3 separate regions of the Homo sapiens genome follow, and all the other regions are linked to region 1. The links are chromatin contacts, found by Hi-C in ENCODE. All regions are on one chromosome and are shown on one strand. Each heading gives the region's core, a stretch centred on a gene start or an enhancer-like site at or near the end of the contact. The rest is flanking DNA. Distances are from core to core; before and after follow the strand shown. Region 1 has its middle 330 kb from the start of DAOA. Region 2 holds the start of FGF14-IT1 (FGF14 intronic transcript 1). Region 3 has its middle 57 kb from the start of ERCC5.

What was found. A loop is a pair of places that touch in the nucleus more often than their neighbours do. Pooled maps may share reads with other maps.
Region 2: a loop to region 1 is called in a map of naive thymus-derived CD4-positive, alpha-beta T cell, with 20 times the contacts of the local background. The contact joins the promoter of FGF14-IT1 here to the enhancer-like site in region 1. A Hi-C loop is called at or near these places in 1 of 168 maps with a recorded cell type or tissue (naive thymus-derived CD4-positive, alpha-beta T cell), 1 of 37 single-sample maps with no recorded cell type and 7 of 50 pooled maps.
Region 3: a map with no recorded cell type shows a loop between it and region 1 (5-fold over the local background). The contact joins two enhancer-like sites. A Hi-C loop is called at or near these places in 2 of 37 single-sample maps with no recorded cell type and 2 of 50 pooled maps.

What each region holds. Positions count from the first base shown.
Region 1 is chr13:105,137,458-105,141,382 of GRCh38, reverse strand. No RefSeq gene overlaps it. Among named protein-coding and RNA genes, the nearest start is that of DAOA, 330 kb to the left of the region's middle. RefSeq lists enhancers at 1,123-1,532, 1,583-1,792. Within about 2 kb of position 1,887, at least 22 of the 41 ENCODE cell types and tissues checked have a DNase peak (open chromatin) inside an H3K27ac peak, as active enhancers do.
Region 2 is chr13:102,392,444-102,396,368 of GRCh38, reverse strand. It overlaps FGF14-IT1 (FGF14 intronic transcript 1), which reads left to right and starts at 1,850. Exons shown (of 4, transcript NR_036486.1): 1 at 1,850-2,015; 2 at 2,538-2,611. FGF14-AS2 (FGF14 antisense RNA 2) reads right to left here and starts at 1,791. Exons shown (of 1, transcript NR_036487.1): 1 at 664-1,791. It also overlaps a transcript of FGF14 not described here. RefSeq lists an enhancer at 1,715-1,944.
Region 3 is chr13:102,900,647-102,904,571 of GRCh38, reverse strand. No RefSeq gene overlaps it. Among named protein-coding and RNA genes, the nearest start is that of ERCC5, 57 kb to the right of the region's middle. Within about 2 kb of position 1,733, at least 3 of the 41 ENCODE cell types and tissues checked have a DNase peak (open chromatin) inside an H3K27ac peak, as active enhancers do.

The DNA of each region.
Region 1 (3,925 bases), core at 638-3,137:
ATACATACACAGTAGTCTCTGTGTGAGAATACCAGACATTGGAAGAGAGTCACTTACTGATCAGGGAGTCCTGAGCAGATCTTACCAAGGAGAGATATAAACTTCTATAGTGTAAGCTTTTGAGCTTACACTATACAATTTTGGGATTGGGAGTTAGTTATCTGTTAAAACAGTTAACAGCTTCTTTAATACATAAAGTATCTAATGCTTTTGCCGTACCCTGCTTAAAAGTTTGTAATATCAATCGGTACTGTGAATAAATTACTTACCATTCTGCATTGCAATGGATATCATGACTTGAATAGCAATAGATACATGTATTGAGATCTGTGTGAAGGGTCAAATACAAGGAAGGATTTTGTAGTACTGGACTAGAAAATATTTTATCCTAAGTGGAAACAGAACATATGGGCATGTAAGCAGCTTGAGCATGTACTTCAATTCCCTGGTAAGAAATCTCCTCTTGAAAATTTGAGTCAGATAGTCTGAAGTGTTCTGCTGGAATGAAATCAATATATGAAATTTAAAATGTTGGAGTAATCTGCACTTAGGTAACCATGCAGTGCAGTGACTTCATGGGTGCCTTCAGATTAGAACAATATAAAATTTGAGGAGCAAAAGTGCAAACATTTGAGAAATGCTCATAGTTAAGTGGTGATTGCTGAGGAGATTTAAAAGAAAGAAATACAAAATTAATCATAGAAGAAAGAAGATAATATAGTGCCAAAAAACCCACAAGAGAAATAGTTTAAGAAGTGAATAATACATTAAATAAGACAGAGAAATCAGCAATACAAGACAACTGAATTTAAAACTTAACAGATTATTTGTGACCTGACCACTGAGTAAAAATACTCAGTAAAGTGGTTGGAATGGAAACAGTATTGTTTCTCAAGGGTACAATAAAAGACAATGACTTGGAGAGGTGACTGCAAAACAGAGTGACAAGATTCTAAGTAGAGCCATAAGACTCACTGTGAAAACAAATGTCCTGCTCTATTTGGTTCTAAAATTCATTATCTGCAAAAGTTCTACAATGCTGAGGGGCCATATTTTGTTTGTATGTTTCAACTCATACTTTACCTCTGCTGCCTCACAATAGCCTGCAAAAATAGCCACTGCCCCACAATACCTTGGAAGTAGGAACTGCGCCTCACGCAGGCCGCCTACAGGACAGGGAAGCAGCTGGAGACCCATGAGATGGCTGAACCAAACAGAATCCAGACCGGGCTTGCTTTGGAAATGTGGGGCAAGAAATACCAATTAAATAAGGCAGTGAGTGGTGGGAACTAAACTAAAATGCCATCTGGTAGGTCATGGATGGAGAGAACCACGGGGCTATCGATAAGCCAAAGCTGCAAGCTGTCAGTGACTCTGTGAAGAAACCGAAAGTCAATGCGTGCAGCGAGAAGAGGGTGATTGAGGAAGTGCTGCAGCATGGCTATGGGCGATAGAAAGACTGCAGCTCTTGACTCAAGCACGGAGGGAGGAGGTGGTTTTGAAACAGCCTCGGATGCTGACAGATTGCCTTCTGTAGCTCTAAGTCCTTAAAATAACCCAACTCGGTGGCTGTGTGTGGTTTTGTTTGTTTTGTTTGACCCAAATAGCTTGGAAGACTCAGACATCTTCTGTAGTCTCGGTTCTAGCAGTGCCAGAGCTAGATGAACCTGGTAGTTTAAATTTTCAAAGGGTTGGTAAACGATGTATGGTAAGCAGGAAAGAAAGGATAATGAGCACAGTAAGAGGAACTAGGGGAAAGGTACTTTGGTGAGGCTGAAACTGCTTCAGTTCCCGCTCTGCCTCTCTCTCTCATGAATCACTATGACCTGAATAGGGAGAAAACGAACGCACATGTTGGAAATCAGGTTGAGCGGATTTCACGTCATTTCCACATAGCACCCTATCCAGTGAGAGGAAATTATCTGCCTCTTTGTGAAAGTGACAGGGATGTGCAGGCACAGTGCAATTCCTTGGGGAAGTGAGGGCAGTGTCTGCATATAGTTATCAAGCAAGAAATTGTTGAGTGTTGCGATTGCAAAGAAAAGAACAGAATTGAGAACACCCGAGTCTTTATCGATCAAGCCCCAGAATAGCAATCATGACAGGGCAGGTTATGAGTTTAGCCAGCTGTGTGAGGTAACAAGGCCTCCTACAGCTCTTCTTTTGGGAGCTTCAGTTGAGTGATAAGTCATCCTCTCTCTAGAGTAAGGCAGTAGCAGGAAACAGCTGTATGCCAATTGTAAATTCTCCCACATTTCAGTGGAGATGTAGTCCAGGTCTTACTTGCCCCTGTGGATTATCTAAGGCAACTAAAATCAATTGATGAAATTTCCTTCCCACTGGGTTAATTTTCTGGAGCTGAAAACAGCCTTCTGAAAACCAGGAATCGATTCTGTGAAGCTCTTATAAATAGGAGAGTTAATAATTTGGTAAAAGTTTCCTCTTCTTATAAAAGATATTTTCTCCTCTCTCTCTGTTTTTTTTTTTTGAGACAGAGTCTTGCTGTGTCACCCAGACTGGAGTGCAGTGGTGCGATCTCGGCTCACTGCCAGCTCTGCCTCCCGGGTTCACGCCATTCTCCTGCCTCAGCCTCCCGAGTAGCTGGGACCACAGGCGCCCGCCACCACGCCCGGCTAAGTTTTTGTATTTTTAGTAGAGACAGGGTTTCACCGTGTTAGCCAGGATGGTCTCTGTCTCCTGACCTCGTGATCCGCCCTCCTCGGCTTCCCAAAGTGCTGGGATTACAGGCATGAGCCACTGCGCCTGGCCCATAAAGGATATTTTCTCTACCTCTAAGAAACTCCATGCCTAAAACATATGAAACATCAAAAAACATCCTGGATGATATCAGAGAGAAAGAGCATCAGCAAGTGTTTGCTGGCATTAGCAGGTACTATGCTAATATATAGGCCATGGTATATGTAAAGCAAAAATAAAAGAAAGAAAAAAAGAAAGCTGATTACACAAGACCAGTATGTCCTGATGATTGCAGTTGTGTTAGGAAATCTTTTAGTTAATTCTAACATCCTTTGTTTTCTTATCTTTAGCATTTGTACTTCTGTTTTGGTGGTCATTGCAGAATTACTTTGGTATTCACTAATCACTATTAATTCATATGCAAGTAGCCATTTAAATATGTTTCCCTTTGGAATGAATATTAGCTACTATGGTTAATAAATAAAAGTAATTTTGGGGAGTTCTCTGGGACTAGGAAATTATGTAGCCTTTTACATAATTAATCTTTAAGTTCCATTGGTTGCAAGTAATGATGATCGTCTTTTGACAATTTATTGTATAGGTGTAACAAGAATTTTAGTTTTGGGAAATTCTACCCCACAAGAGATTCTTTTGAATATTCTTTCTGTAGAGTTCCAAGTAATGAAAAGAAAAACTACTGTTTATTGAACATCCATTCCATAATCTGTCTTTAAATATAGTTGTCTTTCAATGCAAATAATAAGTTTTTCTTATACATGTTTTTCAGATAATATGTAAAATATTTTTCACATTCATTCAAGGTATTTTAAGCACCAAATGACATTACTTATGGACCATTCTATTCTTCTGTTGTGTTTAATCTCAAAATAATAAGATAAGCAACTATAAATTAGTGAATACTTGCCATGACACATAGACTTTGCATATTGTAGCTTATTTAGTAGATAATAAAAATTATTTTGCATATAAAGAAACTGAGACTAGTAGAAGATAAGTAGCTTGATCAAAATCTAAGATCTCTGTCCTGCATATTCTAGTTTTGCCTCTTTGGCTCTCCTTTCTAATCTTTTTCTCCCTGTTCTGTGGCCCAGAAAGCTACCTCTATGGGTCATGTAAACTCAGCTCTTTTGTATTCTGTTTCCTGATTGGCGTCAGCCAATAGACAGCACCAACAGTCATCAGATGGTAGGAAGAGAGAGAGCAGCAA
Region 2 (3,925 bases), core at 601-3,100, 2.7 Mb after region 1:
TCTTTTGCCTTAAGGGGAAACAGTTGGGCTGTTTGAACAGTCTAACAGGAGCTCTTCTCTTCAGTGTTAAACAAGTCATTGCACTGTGCCTATTTTTAATAAAACCTTTGAGCCCAACTCAGTATTACCTCCAGGAGGGACTGTGGAGGTAATACTATTTACCTCCTGTAAATAGGGACAGGGAAACACCTATTTACACATCTGCCTGCTCACTGCCATAGTCTGTGTGGTGTTCCTTAGGACTTGTGTACCAGGTACAAGGTTTAGTTATGTGTTGAACCCGGGTACTGAAGGGCATGGAGTTTTCTGAGGGAGACTTCTCAGCTCCCCGTATACCTCTAGAGATGCAATAGCTCTTTTGTATCAAGACCAACTATGTCCTGATGTTTTCCCTGTGTAGTTCTCTAGCTGCCACTATTTTTTTTACTTTGGTCAGAATGTAAAAGGTAGGATGATGAAGAGAAGGGAACAAAAGGAGGGATTCTTAGGGACTTCCTAAACTTGAAGGCAAAAAGGATGAATGTCGCAGACATGTTTTATAGGGAACAGTGAAGTTCTTGTTTGATTAGTCTGGTAACATCATGTAAGAAAGTCACCCAACAACTGCTGGGCACCACTGCCTTTGTCACTGTCTCTTGACAAAAACTCTGTTCACGACACATGGTAGGTTTTCAATACACTTTAATAAAATAGTGAAAAATAGGTATCTCTAGGATAGTGAACTATGGGACTACAAAGGGCAGGACGATACATTTTACTTGGTTAAATTCGCTTAATGCTTACTCCTTTCTCAAAGCGCCAACCAAGAATTTGGCTACTAAATAAAGAAAAAAGCTGTTAGTGGCTCTTTATCCGCCACGATAGGGTGCTCTGAAACCCGGTCCTGCAGACATTCCCTTGGCCCACATTTTATAGCTTCCTTCTCAGTCTCAAGGCCTGTAGTCTACTGTTCACACTCGAGCCTCTCGCAAAATACACAAGCTCAAAAGCTCATGGCGTTCTCCCCATCTGGCATTCTCGGCCTTAGAATAGCAAACGTTAGGGCACCATTAGGTTCATAGTTGCCAGACCCTTCATTTTCTTTTTTAATCTTTAATTTTCTTCTTAACAAGGAAGACATTCCGCAAAAAATAAACTCCCTCTTTTGAGCTCCTTTCTCTGAAGATGGTAACTGGAACTCTCATTAGTAAAGAACCTCGAGTTCCAGTTGCTTTGGACGGAGTTTCTCGCTTAGTATTTTGCTCTTTGGCAGTTTGAAAAGCAGTAATCTTCCAACTTCGCAGCTCCCTGCACTCGCGCCTACCACCCTGATCTATTTGGCTTTCTCCTTTTTGGAGCCACTTTAAAAGGTGCAGGGTGCTGGGCCGCTGTGGCCTCGGGCTGAGAGGCGGGGAGTTGGTGTCCGGGACCAGAAAGTTTGGCAGAAGCCACGGCTCTGGGCCCAGGCCCCGGGCTTCCAGAGAAGTGTGTCATTATTTGTTTTCTGCAAAGCCGCGAGCGGGCCCACGCTGCAGCTCTGCCTCCAGGCGTGGAACCCCTCGGTAATCCGGGTGAAGCTGGGTTCCGAGTGTGGACTGCTTCGGCTCTGAGGAGGAGGGAGCCCAACGGGCCAGGCACGGGCTTCCTCCTGGCTTTACCCATTGGCCCAGAGTCCCCGGTCCCGCCGCCGCTGCCCTCTGCTCACGGGGACCGGCCATCACCGCGCTCCCAGCCTCGGCTCGCCGGGGGCTTCGCTACGCAATGCGGCGGAAGCGGCCCGTTGGAGCCGCCGTAGCGCGGGAAGTTTCCGTTGCCACGGAGATGACCTCTGACCCTAGGGCGTCTCTGGGACCCGGCAGCTTGTGCTGTTGTTGCTATGGAAACCATGGCGGCCGGAAGCCGCCGCGCGGGAGAGACTTGGGGCGCGGGTCGGGGCTAGGGCTCCTGCCCTGGCAGAGATCTTCGCTCTTCCGTGGTGGCCGGGGACCGGGCAGTGAGCGGCCGGCTCTGCCGCCCGCGGGGCGCGGGTTTGCAAGGTCACTCCTCCGGCGTTGACGCGGGGGCACCCCATGTGCACTGCTGGACCTGAGGGATGGGAAAGCCACAGGTGGCTGCCTTGGCCCTCCCGGTCTGGCCTCCCGCTAGCGGGCGCCAGCTCTGGACCCGAGACCCATCTGAAGGAAAGGGAAGGGAGCTGGCGTTGCTGGTGATTCTGCCCAAGCTCAGGACTGGGAGAGAACGAGCCAAGTTCTGGTCTCAGCTTACACACTAGCTACTGGGAGACCCTGGGCGGGTCCTGAAGTTTTCTGGGCTTCAGTCCCCTCGGCTACTACAAGAAGGATATTGATTAGAGTAATCCCAGATCAGCCCCAGCTCTAATATTCTAGGTTCCCATAACGTTCACACCCAGTCCTGATTGTAAGTAAACTTCCCTCACCCCTTCCCTGTATCTCTCCCGGACTATGTTAACTATATATTTAAATTGTACTCTAAATTCAGAGACCATCAGAGATAAGAGGTTGACCTTAGCGATCACAAACAACCTGTTCCTTTTACAGGTGTGGCAACTCCTTCCCAGTGGAGGAAGCGACTGTTCCAAGAGCCAGTTTTGGAATTGTAGGCACAAACACAGGTAGAAGCTTTGAGCCTTGGGTGAAGAAACGCGTATTTTACTGGTGACACTAGGAAGAGCTCCTCATGCGCTTCATAGAATTGTGTGGTTGGTGCTGAAATAGATGGCATTCCATTTATCCATTATATTCCCCAGATACCTTTTCCTTAGACAGTTTTAAGATTTTCGGGGTAGGGGAGGGTATCTTCACTAGTTTATTTTTCCTTCTCTCATATCCATGCTATTGGGAAAAATCTTTCTTAAATCTTTTTTATAAACCTCATTTGTAAATTAAGAAGTTGAAAAAGATTATTTTCAGAGTTTATTACAACTCTGAAATTTATGAATTATTTCTTTTAGGTCCACGTGCTTTTTATCACTTTTTCAGTAACTACAATCTCAAAAAAACAAAAAACAAAACTTAGTAAACACTTAAAAAGTGCTGCTGTGTTTGAACTGTTGATGCTGGAGATACAGGGGTGAAGAAGAGTTCTTCCTTCAAGGAATTAGCAGGAAAGACAAAAGACAGGATCAATTATGATGTGGTGAACAATTCTGTGTAGGTGGACCAAGGTGCTATAGGGCCAAGGAAGAGGGGCATGGAAAGGTTTCTGGAGGGAATAAAACTCAGACTGAGTCATGAAGAATGACTAAGAGTTAGCCACGTGGTAAAGGCACTGGTTAGGCTGTCAAGGAAGAGAAAGAAGCATACTTTAAGCTTTGGGGGCGTCAAAGATTGTGGTGCAGACCGAGAATATCAAGTACAACTGAGAAATAGAGGGTGTTTCTAGGGAGTGGCAGGTAGTGAGTGGGGTTGCAAGGTAGTGAGGCACAGATCGTGAGCTCTCTTCTGTGTCATGATCATATCTACCCTTTAGACAACCATTATGACTACAGCGTGGAAAACAGCTCTGGGTTGGGCAAGGTTGAAGGTGGAAAGACCAGGGAGGAAGAGCAGTGAGCAGTGGTGAGCGGTCCAGAATAAGGCAGTGACAGGCACTAGAGAGGAAGTGAAGTCCATCCATCTTAGTGGCCAGTTTGAATTTGGGAAGGAAGTTGAAGGAGGAGTCTGGAATTTTCTGATTACAGGTTTTTGATTTGGACAGTTCTGGTGAGCTAGTCTTCTGGCCATTTGCCAACAGAACACTTCCATCTTCTTGAGACATGGTTGGCTGTCTTCTGACTGTTTATATTGAGGGGCCGAGGTAGCTTTTAACAGCAAGTAGGAGACTTAGACAAGCTTCTCTTTCTAGATTAAAATTTAAATGGACAGTTCTGGGAGAGTTGCTGTGGGATAAAAAGTTCATCTTGATTTCAAACCCGAAAATCCTTAGG
Region 3 (3,925 bases), core at 484-2,983, 2.2 Mb after region 1:
ACCAACGTGCCCCAGTCTCAAATGATGATCTCTGAAGATGGAGACGTAGTGTACAGCCACACAGTGTGTCTCAAAGTCTGGTTCCCAGACCAGGAGCATCAGCATCACCAGGAACTTAGAAACACAAATCTTTGGGCCGCATTCCAAATCACTGAATCAGAAACTCTGGAGTTGGGGTTCAGCAACCTGTGTTTTGACAAAACCTCCAGGTGATTCAGATGCACCCTCAGGTTTGAGAACCACTAGATTACAAGAAATGGAAATCTGACAAGTCCGATCAGACATTTCCTCTTAGGCTGTAAGAAGCAAAACCTCTCTTCCCACCCCAGTGTCCTCTCTGCTTGCTCCCTGTCTTCATTCCCTTACACTGGCATCCTCTTCCCTCTCCTCCCTCGTCACCCCTTCCGCCTCACCACACACCAACGAACACCTGTACGGCGTTCAAAGAACTAGAAACCAGCCCCCATTTCTCCTCTACTTGGAGAATGTATTTTATAACGTGTGCATAGTGCGCAGGCAAGGGGCGGAATTTAAACAATGTCTAATTAAAGAAGACAACACCACACGTTTATCACATTACATTGTTGTGTATTTACCCCTTGCCGCTTTTGATGCATTTGCATATCATCTTTTATAATTCAATTCACTTGCTTAAATCATTTCTTTTATTTTCACTTATTTATCCAGAAGGAAAAGTTCATTTTGCAGATCACTGGGGCCTCCCAGTGGCGATCATCTGTAATTTCATACTCGAATTTTATTCTGGGATCTCTAGGGTAATGGTATCTAAATCCTTAGAATTTCACCTGCTTGGTAGGAGCATGAAATAGAAGCAAAGCAAGCATTTCGTCTAAGAGAGATTGCATCAGCATCCCAGCTGAAATTTCTTCAGATGTTGGCTTTGACTTCTTGCATTTATCAAACTCCGTATTCAGTCATCTGCTTCGTAGAGACGACAATCGGCAGACTTCAGGCTCTGCTGGTCAGCTCAAAATTCAACCAGGAACGAGGACAATAAAGAGACGATCAGAGAAAAACATCTTGTGATTCTTTTCCTCAATAACCTTGGAGTCTCTCCCTCGGGTTTCCATTTCTACCATCCTGCTTTTGAAGTTGTGCCTGTGCCGGGTAGCCATTTCCCACAAGAAGTTTTAAACACAACGTTTTCCCTCCTCTCCATTCTGGAACATTCAGTGGCTGCCTTGCCTCTGCTCTCCTGTGGCAGTCAGCACCGTCCTCTGCACCTCGTGCTCACAGGACAGACTCTGACATCGTGGCAGCTCTCCGAGCCACCCCCCACCACCACCCCTCACCTACCACCCTGCTCCTGCATCAGCTTACATCCTGTCACCTGTCGGAGTCCTCCAGCCAGGGCTTGCAGCTTACTCTGCAATATCGCCCTCCAGGGACAGAGGTGCCTGGCCAACCTCAGGCTAACAGGCACCAAAGGCCATTTCCACTTAGACAAGCACTTTGCTGCCAAAGATATCGGTGTCCTTCCATTCTCCCACTAGGTCCCTACGGCCTGGTCTTTGGCATTGGAAGGCTGTGCTGCCTGAGTCCATGCGGGCCCTCCCGTTGAAAGATTGCTGAAAGGTGGTTTCCAAGAACTGGTGTTCTCACATCACCCCATGGCTTAACTCTGCTGATTCAGGGAGAGTTCCCGCCTAGTAACAGACCTATAAACATCAGCACCGTTCACAGAATATGGCCACAAACAGATCAGATGAGGTTTTAAAGTTCATCCCCACCCCCTTGGCCTTCTCTGCTGAAAAGTCACCAGAGGGCAGCCCGCATTTCATTCATTTCATTCTTCCTGAGCCGTTGCCCAAGCAAAAGAACAGCATTTGCTTCCACCTCAGCATCTCCTTTATATAATACGGTCTTTCGCTTCCCACATTAGTGTTTTAAGATCAACATACACCTTTAAATTAATCGCTCTAATACGTGCTCAATATTCCTTGCAAAGAAAAACTTAGTGAAGTCTTTGCTGGGTATGTATGTGGATTCATAAAATTCTACTCTTGGAGACATATTATGAACAGGAGTACATTTCTGCAGGCTCATCTCAAGAGTAGCCCACTTAAGCTAATTTGTGCTCAGGTGGCAAACGAAGACAAGGTTTACGAAACTGGATAGCTCCAAATTAGCTAGAATAAAATTAAAATTCGAGATTTCCTTGCAGGGCTCAGAGTGGAAAACTTACACAAGGCCATACTCTGTAAACAGCACAAGCTTTGGTGCCGTAGAGACAGAGGTTCCCATCCCAACAACTGCCACCCATGTGTAACCTGGGAGGAGGCTTATTTCTGTGGAGCCACATCTTCATATATAAATTGGGTTAATGCCGCTAGGGTTGTCAGGATGATTCAGTGAGATGCTATACTGGAAATCTCTAAAAACAGTCCTGAAAGCAGTGACTATTCCACTAATAATGGTTATTACTTCAGCAAAGGTTCGTAGAAGCTACAGTCTTTCCAGCGAGTCATCAGAACAAGTCACTCCTATTTGCCCCCAAAGCTTAGCACACACACTTCCTTCTGCCTAGGACATGTCCCGTCTCTCCTCTCTGCCCTCACCTCCATCTCCTTCACCCAGCTAAACCTTCCCTCAGAAGCCCTCACTGTGCCCTGGTTGTGGGTTAAGCTCCCCCTGCCAGGACACCTAGCACTGATTGGTTTTCATGTATTCCCCCTACCAGGCCATCCCCAGTTCTGCCTCTGCCCATCTGCACTGGGCTCATGGCCTCCGTGAGGACTGGCTCTGTCTGTCTATTCACTATTGTGTCTGCAGCCCCTGCTTGGCACATTGTGGGTTTTCAGTAAATACTGAATAAATAAATGAATGAATGACAACCATTAGAGGCTTCCAAAAGAAGAAAAACTAAAATTCAAGGAAAGTAAAAGGTAGTTGCATTACTTATTCTTTATTCAACTATTTATTATGCATTAATTAATAGTTGCATTCTTATAATTCCCTTTAAGCCTCCTTGAATTATTTCTTAAAAAAATATGAAATCTGTTTCCAAGAGTTCTAGTACTTTGTTCCCCTGACCCCTTGAATGTTGCACAAAATGTTTCCTTAATTTCTTTCCAATACGTGATTACAAAATGTGTTTATTATGTTTTACATCTTCTAATTCTTAAATTGACTATCTATTAATCACAGAGATACTAAGGAATAAGGAAATCCTTGGTAGAAAAGTGTTAATAATTTACCAGTTGCCAACTGTACTTTTACCTCTGCATGCCAGGTAGGTAGAAGCATTACTCATGTTTTTTAATCTAAGAATTTCTTACATTTTTATGGCCTGTCCTTTGGGCTTATTTATGATGGTTTGTGACAAAGAGACAACCTTTGCCATTATGATTTATACTCTACTAACAAATAAAACACAGAAGTAGATAAGAAGCCCAAATTAAATCATGGCACTAGATAAGAACACCCAAATTAAATCATGACACTAAAAATAAAAAAAAAAAAAATCCAGTGGAGGTAATTTAAAATTAAAACAAAGAGTATAGGCATTACAGACTATGGACAATGAGAATATAGAAACTTTCAAAACCTAAACTACAAAATCTAGCATTTGCCAAATAAGTCACTTTAAAAATTTTATACTTATATTTGTAGCTTCATGAAATAATGCCCGGCTATTAAAATATTTTTAATGGCATATTTTAATCTTATTCTGTTTGTGCTTTTGTTTGAAACACCAAGCAATATTTTCTGGTTTGATAAAGTGTTCGTGGTTGGCAGAAGATATTCAATATTTTTCTATGTTTTTTCCATTAATACCATTTATCACAAAACTGACCTGGATATCTGTTATTGCTTTTAGTAATCCCTTGAAATTGCTTGATGGTAAATGCCAATTCTAAAACTTGATTGGATTTCAGGAAAAGACAATTGCCTTAGAAACAAA